Linked DNA regions of Mus musculus: regions 1, 2, 3, 4, 5 and 7 are each linked to region 6. The links are chromatin loops, found by intact Hi-C in ENCODE. Cell type or tissue: heart. All regions are shown on one strand.

Evidence for each region. Peaks named below come from ENCODE experiments on the same cell type or tissue, not always from the same donor. Only the 100,000 strongest peaks of a DNase experiment are listed, where the experiment ranks them.
Region 1: it touches region 6 in a loop (2.6-fold over the local background); 7 of 42 quality-filtered maps call a loop at or near these places.
Region 2: a loop joins it to region 6, with 2.5 times the contacts of the local background. A loop is called at or near these places in 5 of 42 quality-filtered maps.
Region 3: it touches region 6 in a loop (3-fold over the local background); 4 of 42 quality-filtered maps call a loop at or near these places.
Region 4: it touches region 6 in a loop (7-fold over the local background); 8 of 42 quality-filtered maps call a loop at or near these places.
Region 5: a loop joins it to region 6, with 9 times the contacts of the local background. A loop is called at or near these places in 16 of 42 quality-filtered maps.
Region 7: a loop joins it to region 6, with 2.8 times the contacts of the local background. A loop is called at or near these places in 6 of 42 quality-filtered maps.

What each region holds. Positions count from the first base shown.
Region 1 is chr7:137,072,502-137,076,501 of GRCm38, forward strand. The region is part of intron 2 of Mgmt (O-6-methylguanine-DNA methyltransferase); the gene reads left to right. Among named protein-coding and RNA genes, the nearest start is that of Gm39108, 22 kb to the right of the region's middle. In heart, no CTCF peak of the experiment used is centred here; a DNase peak (open chromatin) is centred at 1,560; H3K27me3 peaks cover 1,367 bases.
Region 2 is chr7:136,892,130-136,896,129 of GRCm38, forward strand. It overlaps Mgmt (O-6-methylguanine-DNA methyltransferase), which reads left to right and starts at 2,457. Exons shown (of 5, transcript NM_008598.3): 1 at 2,457-2,558. In heart, no CTCF peak of the experiment used is centred here; a DNase peak (open chromatin) is centred at 2,322; H3K4me3 peaks cover 1,295 bases; H3K27ac peaks cover 2,205 bases.
Region 3 is chr7:136,687,570-136,691,569 of GRCm38, forward strand. All of the region lies in intron 4 of Gm6249 (predicted gene 6249), which reads right to left. Among named protein-coding and RNA genes, the nearest start is that of Gm29978, 9.1 kb to the left of the region's middle. In heart, no CTCF peak of the experiment used is centred here; a DNase peak (open chromatin) is centred at 2,212; H3K4me3 peaks cover 864 bases; H3K27me3 peaks cover 616 bases.
Region 4 is chr7:136,151,006-136,155,005 of GRCm38, forward strand. Gm36675 (a long non-coding RNA gene) reads left to right here and starts at 2,153. Exons shown (of 3, transcript XR_378573.2): 1 at 2,153-2,338; 2 at 2,591-2,694. In heart, CTCF peaks have their summits at 1,696 and 1,895; a DNase peak (open chromatin) is centred at 1,586.
Region 5 is chr7:135,835,042-135,839,041 of GRCm38, forward strand. No RefSeq gene overlaps it. Among named protein-coding and RNA genes, the nearest start is that of 6330420H09Rik, 17 kb to the right of the region's middle. In heart, a CTCF peak has its summit at 2,173 (motif pointing right); a DNase peak (open chromatin) is centred at 2,210; H3K27ac peaks cover 873 bases; H3K27me3 peaks cover 2,394 bases.
Region 6 is chr7:137,317,292-137,321,291 of GRCm38, forward strand. It overlaps a transcript of Ebf3 not described here. Among named protein-coding and RNA genes, the nearest start is that of Ebf3, 4.8 kb to the left of the region's middle. In heart, a CTCF peak has its summit at 1,775; DNase peaks (open chromatin) are centred at 550 and 1,910; H3K4me3 peaks cover 2,565 bases; H3K27me3 peaks cover 3,736 bases.
Region 7 is chr7:137,084,332-137,088,331 of GRCm38, forward strand. Mgmt (O-6-methylguanine-DNA methyltransferase) reads left to right here. Exons shown (of 5, transcript NM_008598.3): 3 at 1,618-1,778. Among named protein-coding and RNA genes, the nearest start is that of Gm39108, 11 kb to the right of the region's middle. In heart, no CTCF peak of the experiment used is centred here; DNase peaks (open chromatin) are centred at 1,900 and 3,000.

The sequences.
Region 1 (4,000 bases), 240 kb before region 6:
CTTGAGAATCCTGTGTAAGGATGAATGGGAACCAGAGTACGAGGTGCTAGGAATCCAGTGGCAGCTGCTGTACTGGCCGAAGAGAGTCTGGTGCAGGCTATCGGAGGGGCTGAGGGAGATGAGGAAAGGCAAAAGTCTTGGCATTTTCTGAAGGAAACCATGAAGTAACTTCTGTGCGGATGGAGGCAGCCAGGGCAGCTTTGGCCTGTGCAAGTGCTAAGGGGGGCTCTGCAGCTGACTTCAAAGCCTGTGGCCACTCCTTATCACCAGCCCTTCAGTATGGGAGGAAAGCAGCATCCAGTACTTACTCCAGGGGGGACACAGCTCCGTGATAAAGCTTAGTAGGTCAGGGAGTGAGCCTCCTAAGGACTGTGCACAAGACTGAACTATTTAAAACACAGAGGATTTACATCTGTGAAAGGGTTTCCCAGAAGATGGTCATGAATGTTTATATTTTATACCCACAGCCCTGAGCCAGCATTAACCAACTGCTGCTCAAGAATACAATAGGCAGAAATGCAGTCAATCCCTCATGACCATACTCTTGGGGTAGAGTCTATATTTCCAGAGATCTAAGCACTAGGGCTTGTACAAGCTGGGAGTCTGCTGCAGGTAAAATCTTAAACATCTAACCAGTATAAACAACAAATGGTGTGTCTGTGGCAATGGTTTGCAGTTGGAAGATCTTTTCACATAAGAATTCCTTGTTCTAGGGCAAGGGATGTAGCTCAGTACAGGGCTTGTCTCCATGTACAAAGTCTTGGCTTCCAGCCCCACATCACGTACACCTCGGAGTGGTAGTGTGTGCTTGTAATCCCAGCATTCAGGAGGCTGAGGCAAGACGTTCGGGTGTTCAAGATTATGTCCATCTATATAGTTCTTGAGGCCTGCCTGGAATGTATGAGACCCTATTTGAGAGAGGAATGGAGGGAGGGAGAGAGGGAGAGAGGGAGGGACAGAGGGACAGAGGGACAGAGGGAGGAAAAGACTGAAAAGTTGGATTGACCGCAAGAACAGGCAGGCATCCGTAAGAAGATGCATATGCTGGCGCGGAGGACCAAGGTACAGGGAAGCTAGAACACTGTACCAGAGTTCCTTTGGAGCCTGGCCTCAGCAGGATGGTCCCTCCTTTTCTATTCATCTCTGGTACCAGTGGCAAAGTCCTAATGCCAATCTAAGAACTCAGAAAGGCTACTCTAGGCTCCAGGGCTTGCGTGAAGGGGGCTTTCCTTAGCTTGCTGTCAGAACAGCTATAAATAAGTGTCTGGCTGTTTTGGCTAGAAAGCCTTGTGACCTCCCCCCTCCCCCGGGATACCCTGGAACTAGCTCAGGCTCATGGTCCACAGACCTGACCAGGCTGCTTGAGGTGTGACAGCATCCCAGAGGGCCACACTGACTTTTGAAAATGAGGAGACGGCATATAAAATAGGACTTTGCAAGCAGCATGGGGCAGGAACTGTGAAAGCGCCTACCCGGTTCAGCTGCTCTGCAGCGGGGTGTGCTCTGCAGCCAGCTCCCACCCCTTCACTCCTGCTTTGGAACATAAGCAGGCTATTCCCTCAGTGGAGTTGCTATTGGAAGGGCCAAGGGTGTAGCTGAACTGAACTTGAGTCCCTGGAAGGAAGACAGGTCCTGGGAGAGTGGCCAGCGCCAAGACCAAAGAGAGGGTGGGCATGCAGCTGAGCCCTGTTGGAAGTGTGATCTCATCCCAGGTTGAAGTCCTGACTTTTCCTTCCAGTGACAATACTTCTTGAAAAGGCACAAATGTTTTCTGCTTCTTGTAATCCACTTCTTGCAAATATCAGTGCTCTGGAAGAAAGATTTATTTTAATAATGTGAGTTTTAGGGTTTTTTTTTCCTCTGTGATTAATGTTGTTTTATTACTCTATATTCTTTGCCAGAAAGTGCATTTTAAGAGTTTCAATTCAAAATTAAATATGACCTCAGTGTTTTAAAATACAATTACATTAACTGTCCATTTAATAGTTGCTTAAGATTGTTTGGCCACTAATGCATACTCAGTATGCTTGTGTGATATTAAATACAGTATTTTTGACTCCACTGAGCAGCTAACATGACTAGCTAACATATCCCAGCTGCAGCTGTTTGCGGGAGATACGAGGGCTTTCTCAGAAGTGAGCAACGGAGTGTTGTCCAGTGGAAAAGTGTGCCCTTATGTATCACACGCTGGGCTTCTCTGTGAAAACGCCACGGTGTTTGATAATAGGGAACTATCTATTATTTATTTAGAACTGTACAAACCAATTTACAAGTCAGGTAATTTGGTGGCAGGATTATTTATTAATGAGTCCAGTACATGAGTTAATGGGGCTAAACCCTTCGGAGGTCAATCCTCATCTAACGCCTCTTGGAAAATAAAAGAGGTCTCGTCTTCAGCATATTAGTTACTATTTTAAATTTTAAGTCAGATGCTCCACTATTAGAATGAACATTTTTTTCTCTGAGCAGCATGACGGCAGAGAGTCAGCCTCTCAGCTACATGGTACTCCAGTCCATAGACTGAACTGGGGTGATGTGCTTTAGCCGTGGTAACATCAAATGCATTCCTCTGTGTTGTGGGCTCAGGAGAAGAAGCCTGTTCCTTAACAAAGGTGACAGGTGCCTCTACCTGCTTGGGAGAGAAAGAGATGCCACAAAGAGACCTGGCTTCCTGGCCCTCCTGCCTTCTGGGGCTAGAGTGGGTCCTGTCACCGTGTTCAGGTGCTTTGCCTCTAGGGATCTCCACCCATTTTCCCTACATCCCACACTCCCATAAGGAGTGGGATGATGTGCCGTTGTGTGCCAACAGTGGGCTGCTACTTCATGGTCCTAACATTCTCCTCTGACCTAGAGAAGTTGATACCTTCAGAGCAAGGCTGCTGTGTGCCGTAGGCAGTGGCATGGTTATCCCCAGTAGGATTTCTTCAGTCTTCCTCTGGTAATGATTCAGTGGATTCCTTTTGCCAAATTGAGAATCATGATGAAAAACTGAGGATGTGGCAACATGGCCTCCCCTGTGACCTTTGTACCCAATGGGATTCAACACTTTCTGTACTAACAGGAGGATAAGGCTCAAGGCTTTGCTCATAGCTGTTGACTTTTGGTTTGTTTGTTTGTTTGTTTTCTACATTGGGCAGTCAGTGGGGATGTTCAGACATAAAGGAAATCCCCTTCATCTTATGACTTCAAATCTGTACCATTGCCAGGCTTTAGTTGTAGAGTCCCTTGAAGCAAATGAAATTGGATATAAGGCCTATTCCCAGGCCTTAGCAAACCCCATTATTCTGCAGCCTGCAAGCAAGTCTGAGAAGGCTGAGAGATGTAACTTCTAATGTCTAGGAAATCTCTGGTTATTCTCATTACAGAGTGGCTCTCAAGCAAATTTTTCACTGGAGAAATGGAGTCTGAAAACAAGTGCTTTGGGTGCACGTGGTAGGATAGGTCTCCTTAACAACTTTGCACCTGCATAAGACACTTGTTCATCAGACAAATGTTGTGAGTCAAGTATATGCTAGAAGAAAATCAACAGGGCTGGGTCTGCTCTCCGAAAATAGTCTTGGTGGAGTGTTCATGGCTTGGCTTCTTTATAAAGCCCCGCTCTAATTCGCCATCTTGTTATGCCTTGTAAACAGGGTTATGGTCTAGTCAATCTGGGCCTCACTTCTAGAGTTTCAAAAATTGGGAAGGTGATAGATTTGTGACATTTTGGGAAGAGGCCTATACTGTGACCTTTTCTAGGGAGATGTTAACAAACATCTGTGCTCCTCAGATAAGCCCCCAAGAACAGGCCAGAGAAACAGTTCCAACCAAGTCCAGTTTGGTGAATGAGTGAGTTTATTATAGTACCCCAGAGAGAGCTTGAAAAACTCCCCAGTAACAACATCACCAAAAACTCAACTCCAGGATGGATGACAAGTCGAAAGAGCTGCATCTCTGGAGCTCCCTACCCACCTCATAGGCAGCTCCACTACAGAGTCTCCTCTCTTTCCCAGTGACTGTT
Region 2 (4,000 bases), 430 kb before region 6:
TTGATTGTGGCTCTCTGTATCTTGTTTCCATCAGGTGATGAAGCCTCTCTGATGATGGGTGTGCTGGATTCCTATCTATAAGTGTAGCAGAATATCATTAGGGATCATTCCATTGATATCTTCTCTCTCTCTCTCTCTCTCTCTCTCTCTCTCTCTCTCTCTCTCTCTCTCTCTCTCTCTCTCCTTTCCCTTTCCCTTCCCTTTCCTTTTCTTCTTCTCCTTCTATTTCCAGACTTGTCTGGCTCTTTCCTGGGTTTCTGATTCCTGGCCCTCCAGGCAATGACAGGGGTAAGCTCACTCTCATGGCACTTTACACATTTATCTCTCTCTCTCTGTCTCTTTCTGACTGTCTCTGTCTCTGTCTCTCTCTCCTCTACCTTTGCTTACGGTAGTCAGGAAAAATTTTGTAGGTTGAAAGTTTTGTATCTGGGTTGGTAGTCTTGCCTTAGCCAGTGTTTTTAACTTCTGAGCCATCTCTCCAGTTCTGCCACCCAGATAGTTTAACAAGCTACGATTCTGATATTAATTGCATCGGCTCCAGAGTGTACTTGTTTGGGGTCTCAACAGGAACTCTGATTTAATCTTGGTCTTTCTCATTTTCAGTTCCATTAGGATCCCAGTTCTAATTGGGCCTTGGTAGCATCATGCTATATGGGGCCTGGCAAATAGTATCCTTACTCAATAGTCTGTTGCTATCCCAGGAGCCTGTGCAATATGCACGTATGGTCTACAAGTGCACAGCACAGATTCTTATGAAATTACTGTACGAGTGATAAACCGGAGGACCCAAGATAACCAAGAAGCAAGAGCAGGACCCAGGGTAAACTTTCATGTCTCTTGTCCCTGGGCAAGAATACCCCTCTCTGTCTGAGCACAGCGCTGGGGAGGTGGACTAGTTACTCACTTCATTACTATAACCAAATACCTGAAAGAAATCAAGGGCTGGAGAGGGGCGCTCTCGTTCAGAGAAAGGCTGAGCATCATTGAAGGGACAGCATGACAGCAGAATTAGCTGCTCAGGATGCAGAGAGAGTTGTGCTGGTGCTCTCTTTATCTTCTCCTTTGTTCCCTTCTCATTCAGTTTGGGATCTCAGTTCTTAGAGATGACACCACCCATATTGGGGGAGGGGAGCTCCAATGCCCAGAGGTGTGTCTCTGAGGTAATTACAAATCCAAGCAAGTTGTTGAGCGTAGACGACACAGAAGGACTCTGAGACTTGATTTGATCATCCCATGTATCTAGGAGTCTCGTTTATCTTCTATCAGCAGTTATTCTTAGCATGTCTGGAGGAGGTGACAGTGGAGGTGAGGAGGGGCGGCTTCAAAGGGTGAATGGTGGCCTCTGTGAGTCACTGGGGCTCCTCATACAACAAACCTTTGAGCAACGCTTCTAAAGGTGGTAGGTAAAATGTTGGCTCCTCCAGGTCACTGAACCAGGGTACTAGTAAGGACCAAATCCAGGCAGGAGAGCTGCACACTGGGAAGATGAAGGTCTCAACAAACAAAACCACAGCATGGTTCTTAGCATATGTGCACCTGGGATGGGACCCTGAAGTTAACAACACGTCTCTCTGAAGCTTTAGGACGATAACATTCCCTAAGGATTTTATGTCAATCAAGTCAGATACCATGGGGCGCCAATCAAGTACCACAAAGTGGGTGGCTTGAAAGAATGAAAATTTGTTTATAGTCCAGGAGGCTGGTAGTTCTCACCTCCTGCACAGCATCTGGTACACAGGTGTATCTGGCTTCTAGTTTTCTGTTCACAGGGACAGCAGTAATATCAGATTAGGACTCTCCTAACTAGTGACATCATCTTCAAGTGTCACCTCCGTGTTTTTCCAAATAAGGCCATTATGAGGTACAGAGGGAGAATTCCAACAAGGCTTTCTTGGTGGACAACATTTAAATCCTGTCATCTCACACCAGATGCTGGATACTCACACTAGCTGAACCACTACTGAGCCATTCCAATTCCAAGTGCCAAGAAGATCCTGAAAGAAAGCCCTGGCCCAGCTGGGCAGTGACTGGATTCCTAGTGGGCTTAACTCTTCCACCACCCTTTGGGTGCGCGCTGTTGGCAAATAGTGACTATGTCTCAGCGGGTAAACTGGGACTTGGGGTGGTGAGGTCGAGGTGAGAAGGTGCAGCTCAGCTCCGGTGGGATGATGCGGCCTGATGTCTAGGATGGGCAAAGAACCAGTTTCAGGTCTGGAAGAAGAGGCCTGCTCTAGGAACACGCACCCAGGGAGGAAGCACAGAGCGGCACCCTTGCGTCACACACTGGGCGTGCTTACACTCCCCGCCCCTTTTCCGGCAGCTCCCAGAGCCACGCCCCGCGTACCAGGCCCGCTTTACACCCTCGGACTACAAGCCCACAGCTCAGTAATCAACTGCACCCTGACTCCGCCCCCGCCCACCAGGCCCTGCCCCGTGCTAGGCCCCGCCCCCACCCCGTGCACGCGCCTGCGGCCCGTATTTCTCAGTGCCAGATCTTGGTGCTCAGGCACCTAAAACTTGTGTACCGTTCCCCGTTGCTGTCTGCAGTTTGCAAGCTGGTGAGTTTTGGGGCACTGTGTGGGGCCCTCTCTGGAGAGAGCCGAAGTCCAGGGAGACAGTCGTGGCTCTGAGTTGTCCTAAGGACTCCTTCCTTTCTCTAGGACCTCAGCCCCTTCTGTACAGGCTGCCCTACTTCCCTTGGCCCCGGGGTTCGTGGGCAAGTCTGCCTGGTGACTGGGCATGTCTCCTGCCACACCTCCAGATGCCCAACACTTCTCAAGTCTCTGCTGGATCCATGCAGGTCCCCTGGCCATACTCTTTCCCTTCACTGGTGACCAGGGGGTGGGGATCCCGCTTCACCTTTCTTTCAGGAAGCTTCCAGAAGCTCCTCAGCTTGTAGCTCAGATCTGCTTGTAGTAGGCCCATACTTCTCATAGCTCCTTCTTTCTTGAGAGTAGGAGAAAATAACCAGGCCCCGGGGTCCTGCAACATCATGGCTGGTGCTAGGCACACCTGGTTAAAACCTCAGAGAGTAAACAAACAGTACATTCGCTCCGCGCCCAGTGGGTCTAGGTTTTTGTTCTGTACATTTTATTCTGAGCTGCCTCATCCAGACCCTGATTGTGAGTTCAGAGAAGTAAGGTTTGAGTGTACGTGTGCGTGCACACGTTTGGCTGGACCCTCCTCAGACACAGACAGGAGCTTGTGGAAAGGGTATTCTACAACCTGCAGAGTCTCTGTAGACAGACCTGCTCTTCATTTCACTTCCCTGACAGGTGATCCCAGATGATTTTAACTTCATGTGTCTCTCAGTATCTGCAGCACTTGTCGTAGGGTGCTGGGTGTGGGGGATGTGAGAAGCCTGGCCTGTGGTCAGTGTCCTGTAAGCTTAGGCATGTCATCTGAGCATTTGACAGGACCTAGAGCCTGAGAGTGGCTGGACAGAATGGTCTGCACAAATGCCCTGCCTGAGGCTCCACCCACTCTGGGCCACTCTGGGTATTGACATAGTTTGGTACTGTCTGAGGTCTAGAGGAGCCAGGCCACAAGGATCTATGGGAGTAATTTTTTTTTCAATTAGAGGGAAAAATCTGTCATAATAAGAGTTTGACTAATATGTGGTATGTCTTTGAAGAAGTTTCTGCTGTTACCATGGTTTAAGAAGCAGAGTCTCAGGTGTTGTGGTAAGGTGGCTGTGTCTTGTACAGCAACTTCTTTCTGTGGAGAGCAAAAGGCACCGATCTTTGGGTCCTGTTCTAGATCAGTGGGCCCCATCTGAGCCTGTCTCTACTCCCTCACTGGGCCTGCCAGTGTGCGGAGTGTCCTTGGCTTAGTTTTCTATGGCTTCCTCAGAACACCATGACTAAGGAGTCTTGGGGAGGGGAGGGCTTATTTGGTTTACATATCCTGATAACGGTTCCCCATGACGGGAAGGCAGGGCCGGAAGTCAAGAAGGGAAGGAACCTGGAGGCAGGGACTGAAGCAAAGACTATGGAGGAAT
Region 3 (4,000 bases), 630 kb before region 6:
CACAAACAGCAGCAAGAATCCAGGTGAGACTCTCAGGTGTAAACTTAGCCAGGAGGAAGCCAGGAAGAGGCTCAGTCAAGATGGCTGGGAGGAAATAAACAAATAGAACACAGTGTGGACACTGAACACTTAAAGGTTTTCCCAAATTAATGCGTTAGAAAAAAAATCACAATTCCTTCAGAACTTTCAAGCATCATTCTAAAACAGCCGTATACAAGGATTCTATTCAAGACATATGGCAAATTGGAACTATTTTGAGCCATTTGAGCTACTATATACAATGAGGTTAAATTCATGAGACAATACAAAATTCAATTTTTGTAGCATGATAATAACTTAAAAATCATTTTCTTGGGGACAAAAAGGCAGTAAGATTCTGACATAGGAATAATTAAGTAAATATACAGAAAATAATAGAACCCAGAAATAATAAAACAGGGATTTCCATGTTGCATAGAACCATTCCAAGCAGTGAAGGGGAAAGAGGCCATAGGGTGTCAGGGCAGCCAGCCAGCACTGAGTCACTGCCTCTGCTTCACACCAGAATTAACTTCACTTGGGCCAAACACTTGGGCTTTTGAAATGGAATTATAATGGTTCCTAAAGAACCATGAGTTTCTTAAACTGGAAATGCCTAAAATGGTTATAATTGTCCCCTTTTCTCCTTCAAAAGCTAAACAGATAAAACAAGGAAGCAACTGATGATGCCAGCTAACATAACATGTGGAAAACTCTGTGAGGGTGGGCCAAGTTCTAGACCCTACACAAGTCAAGGCGCAAAGATCTGGAGGTCTCCTAAAGGCACTGATGGCAGGTTAAGGGGATGTTTTAGAGGCTGTGGGGGTGGGGTGTCTGACACGTGTTTGTCCATGGGTTTGGCAGACCCAAAGGTAAAATGCCTAAGGAGATGAACGAGCTGTCAAGAGAGGTAATTCAATAAAGATGCAGAAGTACTACAAGAGCATGAATGCAAATGGCGGGGCAAAACCAGCCACTGGTAACTATCGTCCCTGGCCAAAGCTGTGGGACATCTGGTCCTGCAAAGAGACCCTTGGACTGTTCCAGCGACCACATAGGGTCAGCTGCGAACACTGCTTTAAATTTTCTACCACAAGACTTAGTTTTTCACAAGTACTTCCTTACTATACAAACATGCTCTTCCCCTTCTTTTCCCTCCCTCCCTCATTCCCTCCCTTCCCCCCACCCCTCCCTGTCTCTCTCTGGTTCACACACACAGCTTACTCTAGCACTCACACTTCACAGTGTCATCCTCTCAACAGCCAACAGCCACATGACAGATGTTTCTTTGGTGACAATGCCGCAGATGCAGAAACCAAAAAGGAAGGAGAGTCCCGTGGCAACTGAGCAAGCCGAACACACTGCTTGCCCTAAAACCCAAGTTCCTAAGTACTAGCTTTCAAACCTCTTCACTTTTTATTGTGTGTGTATGATGTAGGGGTGGAGTACACTGTGCCGCAGCACAATACAGGACAATTGGTGACATTGATTCTCTTCCTCCACCTTTATGTGGGTTCTTGGGCTCTGACTTGGCTCATCACGCTTGTGTGGCTTTGTCTGCTGAGCTCTCTTGCCAGACCTGGAGCTGCTTTTTCTTACCTGCCTATTTTTATAAGAATGGGAACTGAAAATAACTCAATATCACTATATTCACGTTAAGTATATCAGTCTTGAGTGCTAAAAAACGTTATTTACCGATGGGTGGAGTTCACAGGGAGACATGAAAACTAACTAAATAAATAGATAAAAAGCAACAATCTAAGAAATGTTAGTCAAAAAGGAAGAGCAGGGGCTAGTGTGGTATGTATGTGACGTTTCCTCTCTCGTGCAAGACTGCAGCGGGAGGCAGCAGCCAGCACTGGACACCTCTAGGGACCAGAGCTTTGCCCCTGGTAATCAGATGGATGGGGACTCGCGGGAGAGGCGGTAACTTTTTATCTAACATGTTGTTCTGTGTTCTTTGCTTCTTTTCTAATGAGAAGTTCTGATTTAAAAAAAAAAAAGCTAATTTTGAAATAAAGAATAAACATTTCCTGGATACTTCCTCAGGATATGAGTCTGTTCCAAGAGGTACACACCCAGATCAGAAGGGTTGGCCTCAGCCAGACAATACGATTTCTAGAAAGAAAGGAAAAAGGTGACTTCAAGATGGTCTGTTTCCTCATAAACAAGGCGCAGGCTGCCTGCACCTCTTCTGTGAATTGCTGCTGGCTTTTCCCCCCTTGGCTATTATACAGAGAAAGACTTAGGAAATCCTGCCCCGCCAAGGCTACAGTGCAGAGAGCCATCCTATTTTTATAGGACTTCTATCTGATGGCTCACGTTCAGCACAAACACACCCCATCGTTCAGGAGACAGGCGACCCCCCCCATTTCTGTACACAGCAGAAGTGTTCCCTGTTTCCTGCTTTCGTGGCCCCCATCACTGGGAAAAAGTTCTGAGTCCAGTGTCATCTACTAACCTCCTCTCTATGGGGACCTCTTGAAGCTGAAAAGGAAAGGGGGACAAAAAAATGCCAAGAGCTGCTGGAGCGGGGGCGGGGGCAGGGGTGGGGGCTGTGTCCACATACTACACCACCGCAAAGCTTTAGAGATTTTGAAAAGAATGATGTTAGAAATTCTACAACCAGGAAGGGCAGATAGTGGACTCCTAGCTCCCAAAACAACCACAGTGGAGGATTTTTTTTTTTTAAAGAAATTAGCATTTCATCGCACTGGGCTAGCGAGAGCACTACTTTAACATGCTGATAAATACCAACTGCCTAGTCATTTGCCTGTTTGCGAGTTTTCTATGACAGATAATTAACGAACAAAACCCACTTCAGTTAGGGAAGATCTACAGCTCTTATCAGAGGACTGGAGGTGTGTTCTTCTTAACCGCACACAGGCGTGGAGATTACATTTCAAGGACAGATTTATTCTGGGCTATTGTCCCGTTATCCACCAGAGGCTTGTGTGATGCAGGAAATCTGATCGGAATAAAGCACGGGGGCATATTTCAGAAAACCAATAATTGAGCTAACATTGAGCTCCTCGAGGTGCCCAAAGAAAACCCGGTGCCTCCCCCTCCCCCTCCCCTTCCCGCTCCCCCTCCCTCTCCTCCTTATCCTGCACTCTCTTAATCATGGCCCTGTTACCTGCAGCCGGGGTGCCCATCAGGGGCACAAGTGGGCAGAAGTCTTTGAGATTTATGGTAATTTGAAACCCAAAGCACTTCATGGGACCCCAAATCAAAACAATATTTTATATATAAGCCCCAGCAAGATTCCAAAGCTTGCCTCTCCTAACCCTGGGCTAGATCCAGCAGGCTGTGTTTTTGTCTTTTTTTTTTTTTTTTTTTTTTATTCCGTTAGAAGGCAGTTAAGTCAAACAATAGAAAACTGAATAAAACTCACTATATTTAAATTCTGTTTACTTCTTTAACCTTTGATTTCCCTCCATAAGAGGCACCTTTTCCAAGAACAAGCCCCAAATAGAGTCATTGCCTAATGACTAACGGCCGGTCCCCAAATCCTTGTGGAATAAACAGAATCTGTAACAAGATTCCTTTAACCATTTTTATTCTGTTCGTATTTGCACTGATTTTATAAGGGACGGACGAGCTGGCTCTCTCCCATCATCACAAACCCTGCATCCTGGGATGAAAGACCATTTAGGGCCCAAGTCTTAAACAAACTCCCCACTCAGCAGTATAATGAATGCTATGTATTGTTTCTTTTTATTGTGGCTGGCTTTATCGGTTCGATCAAGAAGCTGGGTGTTTGGTCCTCATTTTTAAGCAGAGGAGGGATCTGCTTCCCAATGTGAAACATGGCATCAAACAAGATTGCACGGGAGCCAGGGAAGTGAGTGCATGGGGCCTTGATGCTCATAGTCCCTTTTATCATGAAATGGTCGCACACCAGCTCCTCTCCGGAGACTGCCTGGAAGTATTTTCTTTACAGCCATGGGCCTCTGTCTAAGAGGCTGAGAAACAAATATGT
Region 4 (4,000 bases), 1.2 Mb before region 6:
CAGACGGCCTAGCCTACGTGGTAAACTCTTCATCCCAGAGAGTTACTCTGTCTCAAAAAGCAAGTAGAGGACTCCTGAGGAATGACATCCAAAGTTGACTCCAAAAGCAGGCATACCTGCATACACATGTATGTGCACACACACACACACACACACACACACACACACACACACACACCTCACACGTGCACCCACAGTAAAAGTATTGACTCCTAGTGTTAAGCAACCTACATGTCAGTACCCTTTGGGAACACTGCCTCTGACTTAGTAATGCTGGGTCTGGAGATGAAGATGTCCAAGGGGCTAAATGGACAAAACCGAAATATGCCCCATGCCTTATGTCCACACAAGAACTCTGAGGCCTCAGGTGTTATTGTCCAAATGGGCTGTCACAGGCAGAGATCACCTATGTAAAGACAACTCAATGAGCCCCTGGGCACTGGTCTAAGGGCCTTGTTAACTGAAAACCTCAAGCTTTGACTCCCAGTACTTTCCAAGGATCAGGCATGCTCCCTAAGACCTGAATGTGCTGAGAGATTCTGGAGTGACAGCCTGGTAGCCCCAGGCCAGTGGTCTCTGTCATGATTAGTGTGTGGCCCTGGCTTGTGTCGAACTAAGCCTACACAGGACTCCACATGTAGCAGTGAGTTACATGGAAACTATCCTTCACCCTGGCTCATCCGGAGAGGAATGCAACCCTAATTTCTTAAGCTGAGTAGCCCATGTGTTTATGTATTTAACACCTCAAAACAGCAGGGAATAATTAGTGGTTTGAAAACACGTTAACAAAACTAAGAGCTTTTTCAACCTTCAGACTCATAATATATGTAACTGCACAGCAAGAAACCTGAAGAGGGAACAATGCCCTTTTGTGAGAGAGTTCCCCCTTCCCCCACCTTCTTACCCCTGGGATGACCATAGCTTAGTGGCCTGTCTCACTCATGCCTCCTGGGCAGGCTGATATTTAGACCTACGTGTGTTCAGGAGGATCAGAGGAGAGATGCTGGTTTTGACTAATTGCAACTGGGCTGGGTCCCCAAAATACATGATTTTACTGAATTTCGTGTGATACCCTGGCAAACCTATCTTCTTATTTGGAACCAAATATTTAAACAAATATTGCTATAGGCATTAAAATAGGCAGAAGCAAGATCAGGGGCATCTTTGGGGTATGTGTGGTGGGAGATACAAGTAAGATGTTGAATTCTGGATCCCAGCCAGGCAGTTCATCTCTTTTACACATTTATTGATCTCGAGTTTTTCCTCGAAGGTCAGCCAGGGCTTGGTGACAACTGATTTTCACACATTTCATGTGCTTTCCCACCCCGTGTCTTTGAGTCAGGAGGAATTAACTATTACCCTATTGAAACATGTTCTTTTGCTGGTGGATTTATGGAAGTAGGAATAAAAACCTCTGAATAATCTTCAGCTCTCTGCAAAAAATAAAAATATAAAAAAGGAAAGAAAGAAAAAGGCCGGGGGAGCTCTTTTAGCAAGGCTGTGGAAGCATTGTGGCCTGAGGGACTGGGGGAGGGAGGGAGGTCCTGTCTGCATTATTCATCTCCCTTGGGGAGAAAGGGTGCTGGATGCCAGGAGGAAACTGGTCTGTTTTTAAAGAAGTCAAAGGAAACATTGGATGGGCTTGATGAATCAGCAGAGTTCCTCTGTTTACTTTGCAGTAACCACGAAACGCCTGTAGGGGGAGTTTTCTTATTGCTGTTTCCAGAAACAGGCTACAGAAAACTCTTTGTGGATTTCTCCCCTTTCCTAACCGTTTGATTCAGTTCTTACTATGGTATTGAGGTGAGATAGATTTGCACCAAAGCACTTTTCTTACCTCCCGCTGCTTCTCAAGGCTGGCTGTGGCACAGAGAAGGTAGATAAGAGAGACACTAGTGGGTAGCAAGCTTTGCGGAGCGGAGGGGGAAGCTTGTGGAAGAACGGGGAATACTTTTTTTTTTAAATAGAAACTTCTTTTTATTTATTTATTTATTTATTTATTTATTTATTTATTATATGGAAGTACACTGTAGCTGTCTTCAGACACTCCAGAAGAGGGAGTCAGATCTCGTTTACGGATGGTTGTGAGCCACCATGTGGTTGCTGGGATTTGAACTCTGGACCTTCAGAAGAGCAGTCGGGTGCTCTTACCCACTGAGCCATCTCACCAGCCCCCGGGGAATACTTTTTAAAAACGTCTTGCATACCAGCAAGGCCTGGACTGGAGTGATGGGGCAAGGCTGAGGATGCGGATGAAGATGCAGATTCAAGATGGTTGTGAGAGCAAAACTGCTTAAAACCTTAGGGGCAGTCCCGCCCTACCCCCACGGATGCCTCTGTAAGTCCAGCTGCAAGAACCAAGAAAGACAGAGGGCAAGAAACTTGGCAAAGTCCTTGTGTGTGTGTGTGTGTGTGTGTGTGTGTGTGTGTGTGTGTGTGTGTGTGTGTGTTGAGGCTCTAGTCCCTTACTGAGAATGACCAGAAAGTAGAAGAGGGATGGAGAGAAGGGGTGGGTCCAGACTCTTGAGCTAGACACCTGTTCTTATTAATGAATCATACCCTGTGGTCTCATGGGCATCTGGGCTACCAGAGCTAGGGAACCCTTTCTACAGTACAGTACCGAGGAACAGAGAAGATGGCCCCACGAGTGAGCTCAAGTAGGAAGAACAAAGAGGAAAGGATGCGTGATGTTTGGTAAGTGGCTAAGAGGAAGTGGGAGAGGCCTAGGGTCTCAGATCTCCACTTGCATGGGATTACCAGGGACCACTGCCTGAGAGCAGCAGGAGAGTCCCTGGTCCTCCCAGGAGGTCTGTACAGCTGGTTCAACAGCCTGACCAAAGGCATGCTTGTCCTACTGGAAGCCTGGGACTACTTGCAGCCTGTCCCAGTGTGCTGAGTTCCAAGTAGACAACTTTAGTCCCTCCCTCTTGGTTGTGACTTAAGTCTTAGTTGCAATCCTAGAATCTGGGCAGGGCAGGTAACTTGGCATGTCAGAAGTGGCAAGTATGCATGCAGACCAGGAGAGGGGTGTTGAACACCCCCAGGGTAGGAGCCTAACAGAAAAGATGGCTTGGGGGAATATTTAATGACACCTGTCAATATTTTTAAAATGTGATATTTATTCCAAAGAACTTATTTTTATGGAGCTCTTTAGCAAAGGAAATTTAAAACAATGTTCACTATTGGAAAGGGTTGTTAGGAAGAGACAAATTAAAACACAAAAGCTAAAAGATTGATAGGGGACTGTTTAAAATAAAATATACCATACACATAAAACAGAACACGAGCAGCCTTTAGGGAAAGAGTGAGACCAGCCTCCCCAGGACAATCTGGGATGATCCCATAGGCTTTTATTAAGGGAAATCAAGCTGAAAGGAACATGTTTAATTTTATTTGTGGAAAAGTAAAGGATTTGCTTGTAGCTATAAAAATCGTCTGCAGATCATGGTGGCTTCTGGGAAATAAAACAAGGTAGGGAGTGGGAACAGGTCATGTTTGTTCACTGTGGTTTGGGGTCTTCATAATTTTTTTTTAAAAAAACCAACTGCCTATATTGACTTTGTAACTAAAAATGAGTTCCGTGATATTGTGGGGTTTGTCCTCAAGCCTAAGATTTCTTGGAATGCAGGCATTTCTCTTTCAGAAATCCATATCCCCCTAAGTTCACCCATGCGGCATGAAAGGGAAGCCTGGGGTAACGGGCTAGCCTGGAGCCAGCCCCAAGTTCTCCATCAGACACCTCACCTCCTTCATTGTCAATCAGCAGGCACAGCATCGCCTCTCTGTTTTTGAAGCTGAGAAAACACAGGAGCAAGCAAACCTGGGCAGACAGACGCAGGCAAGCACTGGCAGGCACTGGCAAGCATGGGCAAGCAGGTCGTCAGATGCTGTCCTCCAAGTGCTTGCCCCTGCCTCACCTTGGCTGTCCTTTCTCGATCTTTTCAGCAGCTGCCCATTGGGTTTTCCAGGAAGCCACCCACAGATTTTTTCCTCATAGCTG
Region 5 (4,000 bases), 1.5 Mb before region 6:
AGTTTCTAGTTGTGTGTGTTCCGATGATAACTCAGACCAGGAAGAGAATCTGATTCCTTTTGGATCTTATGCATTTTGGGGCAATAAGAAACAGATCCCATTAGCAAATATGTAAAGGCCTCCCTTAAGAGTTAGACTCGGGCAAATTTAGAACAAATGAGATGTAATTTTTCTATCTTACAGGCTTGCCTGTTTTACCTAATATTATCATAATGAATTGGCTTCAGCAACTGAAGGTGGGGAAAGAGAGGCGTGCCTGGTAAGGAGGGGGCGAGTGCAGCAGAGGCCTGATCTCCCCTGCTGCCCTGACCTTGTGCCCTTTCCTGACCTCAGTCTGAACGCCTGGGGAAGTCACCTCATCCCCACAGAGCAACCCTGCCTAGCAAAGACAAGCTGTGAGGAGAGAGAACCATGTGGACCCCCACCATAGACCATGGCTCATGGCACCTTTGCCCCCTCTTCCTGCCTCTGTCTCCCCATTGCCAGCAGCACTTCTTTTAGTGGTCAATTGAAATTTTATGGCTACGTTATTTAAAAAACACCATAGAAGAGCTGAATGAGGGAAGGATGATGGAAAGGCTGCTTGTCTTTTACCATAATTACTCTTGATAGCAATTTGAACTAATTTGCATTAAAACACCCATTTAGCCAAGCTGCTGAAGATGGGGACTTAGTGTGTGTAGTTTGTAAGACCTCAAGACGCCTCCCGATCTGTGTTGAGTTTAAACTACAGAGCCCTGCAAGACACTGCTCCATACCTTTTTCTGCCAGGCCAAAGCTTGCCCTCAGTAACCCTAGTGGCATGCTGGGTTGCATGGCAAAGGGCACACCTTCCTCATAGCTGCACTGTGCAAGCCTGGAGAGTCAGAGACAGAGAGGGTGGCTTAAAGACCCAGGTTCCTTCCCTTCTTGGGGTGATCTTCATGTCCCTTCTCTTCACTCCCCTGAGGCTGTTTATCTTCAAAGCACAAAAGATACCAACAAAACACTTGCAGCTTTGCCCTCTCTAGATCTTCTATTCATATGTGTGTGTGTAAGTGTGTACTTCTCTTACACAGTGATGGGCTTTGAGGTGTGACACTGCCACACAACTCCTTGGCTAGTAGCTATGCCCTGTCACTTAGGCCAGGCTGTGCGAGTTGGGAAGGGCTGGCTCTGTGTTTATGAAGATGGTACAGCTGTCTCCCTGTCTGTCTGTGTTTTCTGTGTGTATGTCTGCATTTGGTTTCTCAATGCTGCCCCTGGATTTTATTTCAGAAAGAGAAAACAGAAGAAGATTTAAGCCTGATGAAGTACTGAGGACCATTTGGACCCTCTGCTGTCTTCTTTACTTTGTTCTTTGCTGCAAATATCTTCTGTTTCTGCCCCCACCCCCACCCCCGCCATATTTGAAGATGTTTGAATCTAAAAATCAAGAGGAAATGAGTTAAAACTCAAAGCAGGCATTTCTGCGAGTCTGGCAGTGAAGTCAGGGGGAAGGATATCCAGTGGGTGGAAGACCTAACTTTGAATTCTGTAAACACTGCCCCCACCCTAGTCTCTCCCTATGAAGAACCTGATACCCATGGGGACAGTACACTTAGGGACAGTGGCTTTTTCCTTTATTTGTGTCAGTTTCCCAAATGTGCACATCCTCTGAATCCATAGAACATGCACACGTGCTCCTGAACAGACAGAATAATTTCTGAAATTAGATGCTACAGCTGCAATTAGCCAAAGGCAAGTACAGTAGCTCCCCCCTCTCTTCTTGTCTTCTACAGTCCTTCCCATCTCTCTTCCCTCGCCCCCTTCTTCTCCTCTCACGCCTTTGCCCTTTCGCCTTTTTTACATCTCTCTCTTCCTTTCTCATAAATAAGTACCTTTTGGATTTTTAGGCCCTGCCTCTCACAGTCCCCTCCTGCCCACCTACCTGCAGGCTGCACAGAACACAGCATCAAAGGGTCAGGACCACCAACAAGGTGTCACGGAGAAGGTGACTCAGGATGCAGGGCAGGTGCCAGACTGCTCAAATAAGCATCACCCCCCCAACAGGTTCTCGGGACTGAGACCCTTCTGGTAGCTGGGGATCCTACAGAGGTCAAGAAGCCCCGGGTTAGAGGAAGAAAAGGGGAGAAAGGCAGCGGGCAGATAGCTCCTGCTGCATCCCACTGGGAACCGGGTGCGTTGACAACTCTCAAGCACAAGATGGCACCCTTAAGCTTTCAAAGGAGTCAGGCTCCTCAGGAAACATGACACTACCCTGGCCAGCTGCCTCCTTCTAGGGAGACTGGAGAGGTCCCTTTCCAGTACCCACCAGGCCAGGGGTCTGCTTCACTCTTCTTAAGGCTATGCAGCTGCACAGAGGCCCACCAAGCAGAACCCCTCCTGCCAACCCAGGTAGTTTCTCGTGTGGGCTTTGCAAGTCTGTTATGGCTGGACTCCCAGGCTTTGTTTCCCAAGTTGGAATAAAGGAACTGCACCGGGAAGGGGGCTTTGAGAAACAGAATACCATGCTGGCAGAGGCCCCTGTTGTCCAGGACATGCCACCAGGCTGATGGATGGCTCTATCATTATTTACCAAATTGTGGCCCAGAGCCACACTGGCAAAGGCTTATCAAGGTGGGGGTCTCTGGGCATGTAGAAAGTCCCCTGGGTCTTCTCCCACCGGGCTGACACCCTGAGCACACAAGAGCTCTTCTGTGGGAGAGAAGCTGTTTTTCTGGATCCCATGTTTCCCTTGACTGTGATTAGCTACCTGTCTGCCTGTGAGTCCCAGAGGACAGGGACCTGCCAGGGCCAGATGCCCATCATTGATGGGCAAGCGCTGGCTTACTGCACAGGCAAGGGAGTCAGATTGGCCCTGGAGATCAGCTCTGGGACTTGGGAAGTGGAAAGAAAGGGTTGAAAGTGTTCTGTAGGAGCCAGGCCAGGAAGTGTGGTGGGAGTAGATGTGAACGTGTGCTGTGAAGATGAAGTGGCTTGGGCAGGTGCTCATGCCGGCCAACTGAAGACAGTAACAGACCCAATGCTGCCTCTGTGAGAGGACCGCAGGGATGGACTTATGCCTCCCATGGAGGGGAGCACTCTCACAGAACACTAGAACCCATAGGTCACAGCAGGGTTGAAGCCTTTTTGTTTGTTTCTCTGTGCACACACAGATATGAGCATGTTAACCCATGTGTGTATATATTGTGTGTATATATATATCCGAAAAGCATCACCAGCAGCTCTCTATCGGGGAACAATGTGGATTTAGAACTCCATAGAGCTGGGTTCTCATTTGGTTGTACCACTTCTATGCAGGTGACTCTTAATGGTCACTTGGCCTCTGTGACCTTATTGGTCAATGGGATGAAAGTGGCCCCTCCATTTACAGTAGACCAGAAAGCTGTTAGGTGGGACTTTGCAATTGCTGGGTATCCCTGTGAACCTTGTTGTTTTCCAGCTCATACCTCCTGGTCACCTTGTCACCCTGATATGGAATCCCATCTCCAGTCTCCTCCCATCAGCAGCTGTTTTAGAGAATATCGGTATGCATTGCTGGACTCCAAACCCACGTGGGCCACCTTATATGCTCTGTCCATGAGTGCAGGAGTCGGAGATGTGATGGAGGGCAGGATTGCTGCTCTTTCTTCTGTGCCTGTGGGGAACCCCGACTCACTTTCCAGCCCTTGCTTTACCTTTTCCATTTCTTGTGTGCTGCATACCTGTGTGGGCAGGTTTTTCGTGTGTGGGGGCATACCTGTGTAGCTGCACACATATGCACATATATGTGGAAGTAAGGCTGGTGTTGGGAGCCATCCTCTATTGATCTTCTACCTTAATCACTGAAGCAGGGTCTCTCAAACCTAGAGCCCGTTAAGATGGCTCGTTTTAGCCAGCTTAGTCTGGGGAATCTACGGTCCCTACCTTTTGAGGCAAGAATTACAGGAGGCACACCACACTCATCCAGCATTTACGTGTGTCTGGACACCCAAATGTTGGTCCTTACACTTGCCGAGCAAGTGCTTAGTCACAGAGT
Region 6 (4,000 bases):
AGGGACCTGGTTGGGAAGGACTCGACCTTTACGGTGGGCCCTGCGGTCCGCGACTGCGGCGGCGATCACTCCGGGCCCCGCGCCCAACGCGATTTGCACGGGTGGCCCTAGAGCTACCGCCGCCGCCGCCTCCTTGGAGGGTGGGAAGTATTCCTTTTGTGCGGATTTACGGGGAGAGGCTTCAATGAGCCCCCTCACATTTGCATTTAAATAGCAGCATCAAGCGCTTCGCGTGCCACACACCAGTGGGCTCCCAGATGTCAAGCCGGAGTCAGTCAGATGGCCAGTGCCCAGCTGTCCTCCCTATGTCGTGCCGGAGCAGGCAGTGACCTTAAAGAGACAGCGCTCACCGCTCCTGGAGCCCGACTCTGGGTCCCTCATGAGAGTCAACTCTTCAGCCTCTGTTTGTGGGCATCACCTAAAATCTGGAGGACGGTCCAAGCTCCCAGGACCTGCCTCCAGACTCACAGGGCACTATGTGTCCTGGCCGCAGCAGCACGCCATTAGGTTCTCCTCCCTGCCCACTCCCGGATCAGTATGCGCCAGGAAGACACTTCCCCACCCTCCTCCATTCCCTGCCCCCAACTCGGTGTGGAGCAGGGCCTGGAAGGGGGGGAGGGGTGACCTGGTTCTGGCTTCTGATCTACCCCCTTGAATTTTTCACTAAATTGTATCGCAGGGTACTAGGGATACAGGGCACCAGGTGCCACAGAGGCAGCACCTATCCGATGTCCGGGGTACCCTATATGTGTTCTTTCTTGCTCGACAGCCAACGCCGCAACCATCCTTCCAAAAGTAATAAACTTCATTTCCTGCGTTGAGAAGCCCTAGCCAGAAATTCCTGGAAGCAGCCGTGGGAGTATCAGAGGTACACAGGCTCCGGTGAGAGCTGCGCCTTCTAGGGGCACAGGGCTCCAGGCCCAGGTTACCTAGTTACGTCACTGGAGCCTTCGGTATTTTGAAGGGGTGAGGAGCAATGAGGCAAAGTCCCGCGATTTTGTGTCCACACCTCCAGAGCTTAGTTTCAGAAGCTGCCGGCCCTCCTCTCTTCGGTGCCCCGGGGTCGCTGGGCCTTGAGCCTTTCTCCAACCTCCAGGATCATCGCAGGCAGGGGTTTGCAAGGAACTTCGAAAGGGAGAGCAGGGCTGGTTCTATGCCTTGGGGTTGGAGGCCCGAAAAGCTGGGAGAGGAGCACTAAGATTTCTCGCACTATGAATGGGTGGAATTGCCTGACCGATTCAGTCCCTGGCCGAGGCCAGGGTTCTACCTGATGGCATAGGGTCACTTCAGTCAGTAAGCGGAAGAAATGTAAGGGCTCCGCACATGGGCAATTGCAACCTGTTTACCTGAGCAGCAAAGGAAGCTGGCCCAGGTTCGGTTCCTTTCTGGGACCAGAGAATATGCTTTCACCTCTCTCCAAGAGAAAATGTAAGCCAAATGGACCTTTGGCAACAGGAGCCAAGGCCAAGTTGGGCATCCCTGTGCCCTTGAAGATAAATAACTGAGCACCTAGTACCTGACACATGCGACGCAACAACCCGCACCTCTCCCCTGCCTTAAAGGGCAGGAAGCTCGGTGGGGTTCAAGAGAAAAACGTGAAAACTCAAGGGTCGTAGGTTCTGGTTTTCTGTGCCGCCTCCTCCCACAATATTTATTTTGCACAGTTAAGGTTCCTGAATCCCGACCCCGGGTACAGAAGAATTTTCTGAGTGAAAAACGTGTAGGCGCCTCCTGCGGAGGCGACCAAGTTTGACAAACAGCGCCTCCTGGGGTGGGGAGAGCGGAGTGCGCCGCAGCAGAAAGGAGAGCTAGAGCGCTCACCCGCCTCAGGACTGGTGGCCCCTTCCGCTCCTACTGGATCCCAGCATCTGGTTCCTGACTCTTGGACAGCCAACGCACCTAGGCCTTGCTGAACTGATAACCTCAAGGGCATGTAGAAAGCACCACTCGCCGCCGTCTAGTCCTAATTGCTGCCCACGTGCGCCTGCTTTCTGGAGCCACCCGGAACAGAATACGGGACACCTAGCCCGCGCTGCGAGCTCCACGCAAACTCCCTAGCTGGAGAGAAAGGTGCCAGCCAAGTGATCCCGCGGAAGCAGCAGACACGACCAGGAACTCGCTCAACTGTATCTCTGGGAAGCCCCAAGACTTCAAATGGAGCCCAAAAGAGCCTGTTGTGTGCCTGGGTTCCAACAGCGTGCAAAATTAGAAGGCAAACAGTTAATTATTGTCTCTCTGCCCTTACTTTTCCCTATCTCCTTCGGTCACTTTGGCTGACCCTACAGTTCGGAGTGAGTCCTGAGGACTCTTCAGACACACCGGGAATCCCAACTCAAACACGCGGAAGCTTGGGTTTCTCCCATCCCACCTTACAACCTTAAAGGTCGCCTCTCCGAGGGGGGGGGCACTTTGGAGGAGCAACGGAGCTCTGAAAGACAGCTGGTGTGTGGCGGGGTCTCTCAGACCCGAAAAGGAGCAGCGGTTTAGCAACAAGCTGGGATTTCCCTAGCTGCGTTCAGCGGTGCTCTAAAGGCGGTCCTGTTGGATGCCCCAGAACCAGCGCCTGGGACACGGAGTCCACACTGCCTGCCCGCGCCAATTTACAAAGCAAACTTTCCCTAGAGAAGTTTTTGGATCGAACAGCGCACAAAGTGCGCCAATCAACACTTAAACAGAACCAAACAGTACAAACACGGATCGATCAGATAATTTCAGATATTATAATTGGCTTTAATTAAACACACTGCGTTCTAATTAACTCTGAAATTTTAGCATGCTTTGGGACACTGGTGTCTGATTTGATATTGTCAGTCCAGATGTCCTAATAAAATTCAATCCTCCACTCAAGACTTCAATACTCTCTAAGAACAAAATGCAAATTAAATGTAAAACCTAAAGTATCGCCAAAGGTATAATCAAGAAAGGTGTCTCAAAACTTCTCACTTTTTATTACGCAGTAGTTTAAAAATGCAGATTACATCTTAACAAGACTCCTCCAGCAAGCCATAAATCTTAACTCTTTCCTGGACGCTGATGGGTGCCATGTTCTAGCCCTCGAAAGTTTGCCAGTAGAATTCCGTATTGAAACGCCAGTTAAAGGAGTTGGGAACGGGATGAGGGTGGACCCAGAAGGGTGGCCTTTGACAGCCATTGAGGGCATGCTCTCTTCCCCTTACTTTTCTCACTCCTTGCCCCATGCATGTTAACCCAGACGCTACACTGCCATCCCTGTGCGCAGATGGGTGAAGTGGGGTTTGAGTTAACCAGACCTACTCAGATGCTGGAACTGCGATGATGCCTAAGCTGAGAGGAAAAAGAAAGCTCACTGCCCCTGGGCAGATATGGTCAACTCTTCCACCTGGCAAGAACAAACCCTTTAGCTCACGGTCAGGGGGCTTCTACGGAGGAGTATTGGGTGGCGGGCAGCAACAGGATTGCTCCTCCAGGGAAGCCAGATGTGGGCCGTGAGACCGGGTATGCCTGTGGCGACACGCTCTGCAGCGACTACATTCTTTATCAACTCCGAGGGTCTGCTAAATTTTACGGACTAGAATGAGTCCTCCTAAAAGAAAGCTATTCCCACATTAAACGTGTGTATGTTTTCCATACTAATGGAGTCACTTAAAGCTGTTGCTAATTTAACTTTTTAAAAAGGCCACACTGATGTAATTTGCATTTTCTTTAGGATATTGAAATAAAGAGAAAACTGCTGGGCGGCGAGGCTGCCCAGGGCATAGCTAGGGGCCATGCAGAAATAAAAACAGATAAAGAAAAGAAGAAAGAAAGAAACCGACTTCTCTTCTAGACTATTAATAAGCAATTTGTCCCGCTGAAATTTACATTGCAAAGAGTAGAGCAGCGGCAGCCGCAGCGGCGGGGCCAGCACAGGCCCGGGCAGGGAACTCCACAGCACTGGTGGGGGCAGCCTTTGGGCGTCCGGCTCGCCCTCCCCAGCGGTCTAAGCGCTTTTGAAGTTGGTGTTCTTGCCACCGATCCGAAG
Region 7 (4,000 bases), 230 kb before region 6:
ACATGGGCCTGTTTGCAAGGCTCTGCCAGACATGTGTCACTGCCCTGTGAGAGCCAAATCTGTAGTGCACAAACAGGGGAGAAACTGTACCAGCACCCTGCATCTATCTCCTCATATGTAAGATCCTTACTTAAAGATCTCCCAACTCATGCTTGTGGGACACCCTACCATAGGACCTTCTGACCCTGCTTGCCCGGCTCCTCTTCCTGTGACTTGATTCTTTCTTGTCCTACCTCTGAGGTCTGGCCCTGCTGGTTTTTGCTTTAGTCTTTTATCTAAAACTGACCCACAGGAGCTCTGATGACTGCAGTCTGTGGAGCCCATCTTGCCTCCACCAGCTTTACTCAGGAAGCCTGACCCGAGGTCTCCTGGCCCTCGGCTGCTCCCCAATCACACCTGTGTAGGGCCCCATTCCCAAAGCTGAGTAAAGGCCTTCCCTCCTGCCAAGGTGTCCATGTGTGGAGAGAGACCTATGAACTGGGTGAATGTGCCAACCATCACCATATGTAGGAGCCAAAGGAGACTGGCAAGATTAACCATCCAGGGAGCCTTTGCCCTCTAAGCCATCCTGGCCTCTCCACCGTCCCATGAGCACTCGACACTGGGCTGCCTGAGAAGTCCCAGAGAAGCTGTATTCTCCAGGCCCAGAAAGTCACACGGAAGCACGCTGCAGTCCAGAGCCTGGGAATGAAGAGGAGAGAAATCACCAGAGAAATCGGATCCAGTGTCTATGCCTCTTGGGTGTGGATCCCAAGAAATTGAAGCAAAAACTGATACTGCCATAAAACTCCAGGCTCGGAGCCCAGAACATAGAAATGGCCTTCCTTTACAGCATATGTTTTAGCCTGTGAGCACAACCTGAAGCAGACCCCAGCTGAGCATGAGCAATGGGCTTCAAATCAAGGAACAGAATCTGACCCCATGTCGGAGCCGTAAGAAACCATCCAAAGCTGCTATAAAATATTTCAGTTTTAAATTCCAGGACATTCACCAGAGGACAGGCACTACAGAGAGTGAGCAGGATAGTTTGTTACTGAAGCACCTCCAACTAGACACCCAAGGCAGAAGAGGTGTCAACTCACTAGCCTCAAAGCATAAAACACACAAGGTGACGTCACTTCACATCGGTGCTAGGGAATATGGGTCCATAGGTATACTCATAGGAGCTTCCAAAGATGGAGCCCAAAGCCATGTGAGAAGGGATGCCCCTCTGCTGTGGGGATTCAGGGTGAGAGATAGAACGTGGATAATGCAGTCTAATTGCCTGATGTTTAGAGGAAATGCTAGTGGTGATTATCTGATGATGCTGACTTCCACACTGAAACCAGGGACATGAGATGTTCCCTGTGTCAGTTTGCAGACAGTGTGCATGCAGAAGCTTGGAATGCATGACCTGGGCTCTCCGTGCACTTAATAAACCTGGGCATAGAAAAGCAGACATGGGAACTGCTGTGCCTTCCTGCCCCAACATCCCTCAGTGGCCATTCCTGTTATCTGCAGTTCTCTCTCTGTCTGGCAGAGACACACACTGGGGAGTGGCTGGCAGCCTTCCCCCATTAGCTGCAGTAGGTATGCTTTTCACACATGTGGTCACTAAGCTTCTTATCCTTTTTGCAGCCCCACAGAGGCCCCAGCTACTCCTGAGGTGCTCGGTGGGCCAGAGGGAGTTCCAGAGCCTCTGGTGCAGTGCACAGCCTGGCTGGAAGCCTATTTCCGTGAACCCGCAGCCACAGAGGGGCTTCCCTTGCCTGCTCTCCATCACCCTGTGTTCCAGCAAGGTTGGTAACCACGCTGCCTTTGGGGAGCCTGACTTATTAACTATGGCTGACATCACAGCTCGTTTACTGAGTACACAGGCTTGGAATTTTCACATCGTCTAAACACAGGCGGCGTGCGGCCAAGCTGAAGGCCGTAGGCTAAGAGCTCACGACCCCGCCCATTCCAAGTGGTTATGTTAGTTTTGGCACATGGTCACATAATACTTGGCAAAAGCAGTAAAAATGATGCATGCAGATCAACTCTTGACTCTGGCTTGGCTGAAAGGTTTAAATGGGAACACATCTGAATGGCAGTAAATTCTTCAATAAGCTTATTGTTAACTTAAACTCTCTGCCTGCCAACAGCACAGAAAATGAGCCTTGTATCTGGACAGCTAGCCACTTCTGTGAAGTTACTCAGTAAGAGGGACTTCAGAGGCCACTCCACCACCGCATTTTCCAACTTCTCACAGATACACTCTGAAGGATGAGTTTAAAATGCATTGCTTGCGTAGAGTTTGCTAAGGGCACTTGAAGCCTCCCAGTAACCCAAGAAAACATTGCATTTCCTCCAAAGCTGGTTCGGCACAGAAATTAATTACCACAGCTAAGATCATTCTAGACCTATAGCAGAAATTTATTCTGCGTAGTGACTTTGATAAGAAATCACTTAATATAAATTAGTATGTATTCACATTCAGACATATGCATGGAAATACATATGTCTCCTTAAGGGGAAAAAAAAATCTGTGATTTTTTTTTTAACTAAGGTAAATGTAAAGCAACCTTGAGGTTCCGAGTGATGTTTACGAAGTGTAATTTAGAGGTGTTTGAATTGTGCTGGGTTTTCAGTTCACACTTGAAAACTGGAGTTGATTAAAAAACAAACAAACTCCAAGGTCAAAAGCCCTCTGATGCCAGACCAGAAAGTGAGGGGTAAAACGGGAGATCTACTTTACGCAAACAAACTGAAAGGACAGCTGGGATGCATGGCCAGCCTGTTCTTTCCTGCGTTATCTGGAACTGTCTTCTCAGAAGGCCACTCTCAGCAGGGGTGCCAGGATGTGTTAAGGGGGTCTCTGGGAGAGGTGGGCGGATATCTGCAGGGCTCTGCGTGTCCAGTGACCACACCTTCATCCTCCACCCACTGGGGAAGAGAGCTTGGCCGTGTGCCTGCCTGCCCACACTTCGAGTCTGTCATCTGTGGCTCAGGTGACTGTGTGTCACTCTTGAACACCTCCAGCTGCCCAGCCCAGGGGACATATGTTGCTATGGAGTTCAAGGAAGTGAGAAGTGGAGGGGGACTCTTCCAACCCCACCCACAGTATCCCACTGGGGTTACTGCCTAAATGGTAGGGGCGGGGAGGAAGAGGGAGAGCATGAGCCAGCAAGCCACCCTTCTCTTAGGCCTGCCAAGGACATCCAATAAGGTTCAGGGTCTCCGAATAGAAAACTATCTTACGAAGACAGAGATGTCTGTTAAATCCCATGAGGTAGTAGATGAGGTATGAGCCCGTAAAATCCTAACCTTTGCCTGAGATTGGTTATGTGGCTTCAGGAAAACTGTAGAGGCCAAAATTGTAAGGAAATGACTCACTTTTGGCAAGCCAGGCAGTAGGGTCTGCTGGCCTGGTGCCGCCAGGGTCCAGAGAAAAGCTTGGCCTTACACAGACCAGGCCAGACAGACCTGGAGAAGATGTGATGTGTGTCATGTCATGGTCAGGGTAGAGTGATAACCAAGAGTGGCGTTAGAACAGCCAGGCGTCCCTCAGCAACAATAGACTCAGACTGGATCCCTTCCACCCTCTCTGCTGCTCCTGTGCGTGTCAGTGGGCTTCCAATTGAGGTACCAGACCCAAGGAGTCCCCAGGCTTGTCCCCAGCACTTCAGGAGCACACCAAGCCCACACTGAGGCCACCCTATGCCAGCAGGCCTTTGTGGTGGTTTGGAACCAGGAAGATATATAACCATCAGAATAAGGTGGAGCCATGGGCCGCCCCCGGCTCTGCAGTACAGACGAGCACTTCCAGATAGACAAATATGAGATAGGTAGAATTAGAAAGAACTCGGCTTCTTACACACTCTTCTTCCTGGTGCGTTATGAATTCTAAGACCCAGTCTGTTAGCTCCCAAGGTCACATGGATGAGGCCTGCCTCTGATAGTTAGTGGCTGCTGTGGGAGGGGGCAGGCTTTCCCACGCCCCAGCATGTGCAGGCCAGGTTTTTTCAATTTAGTGTAGTCA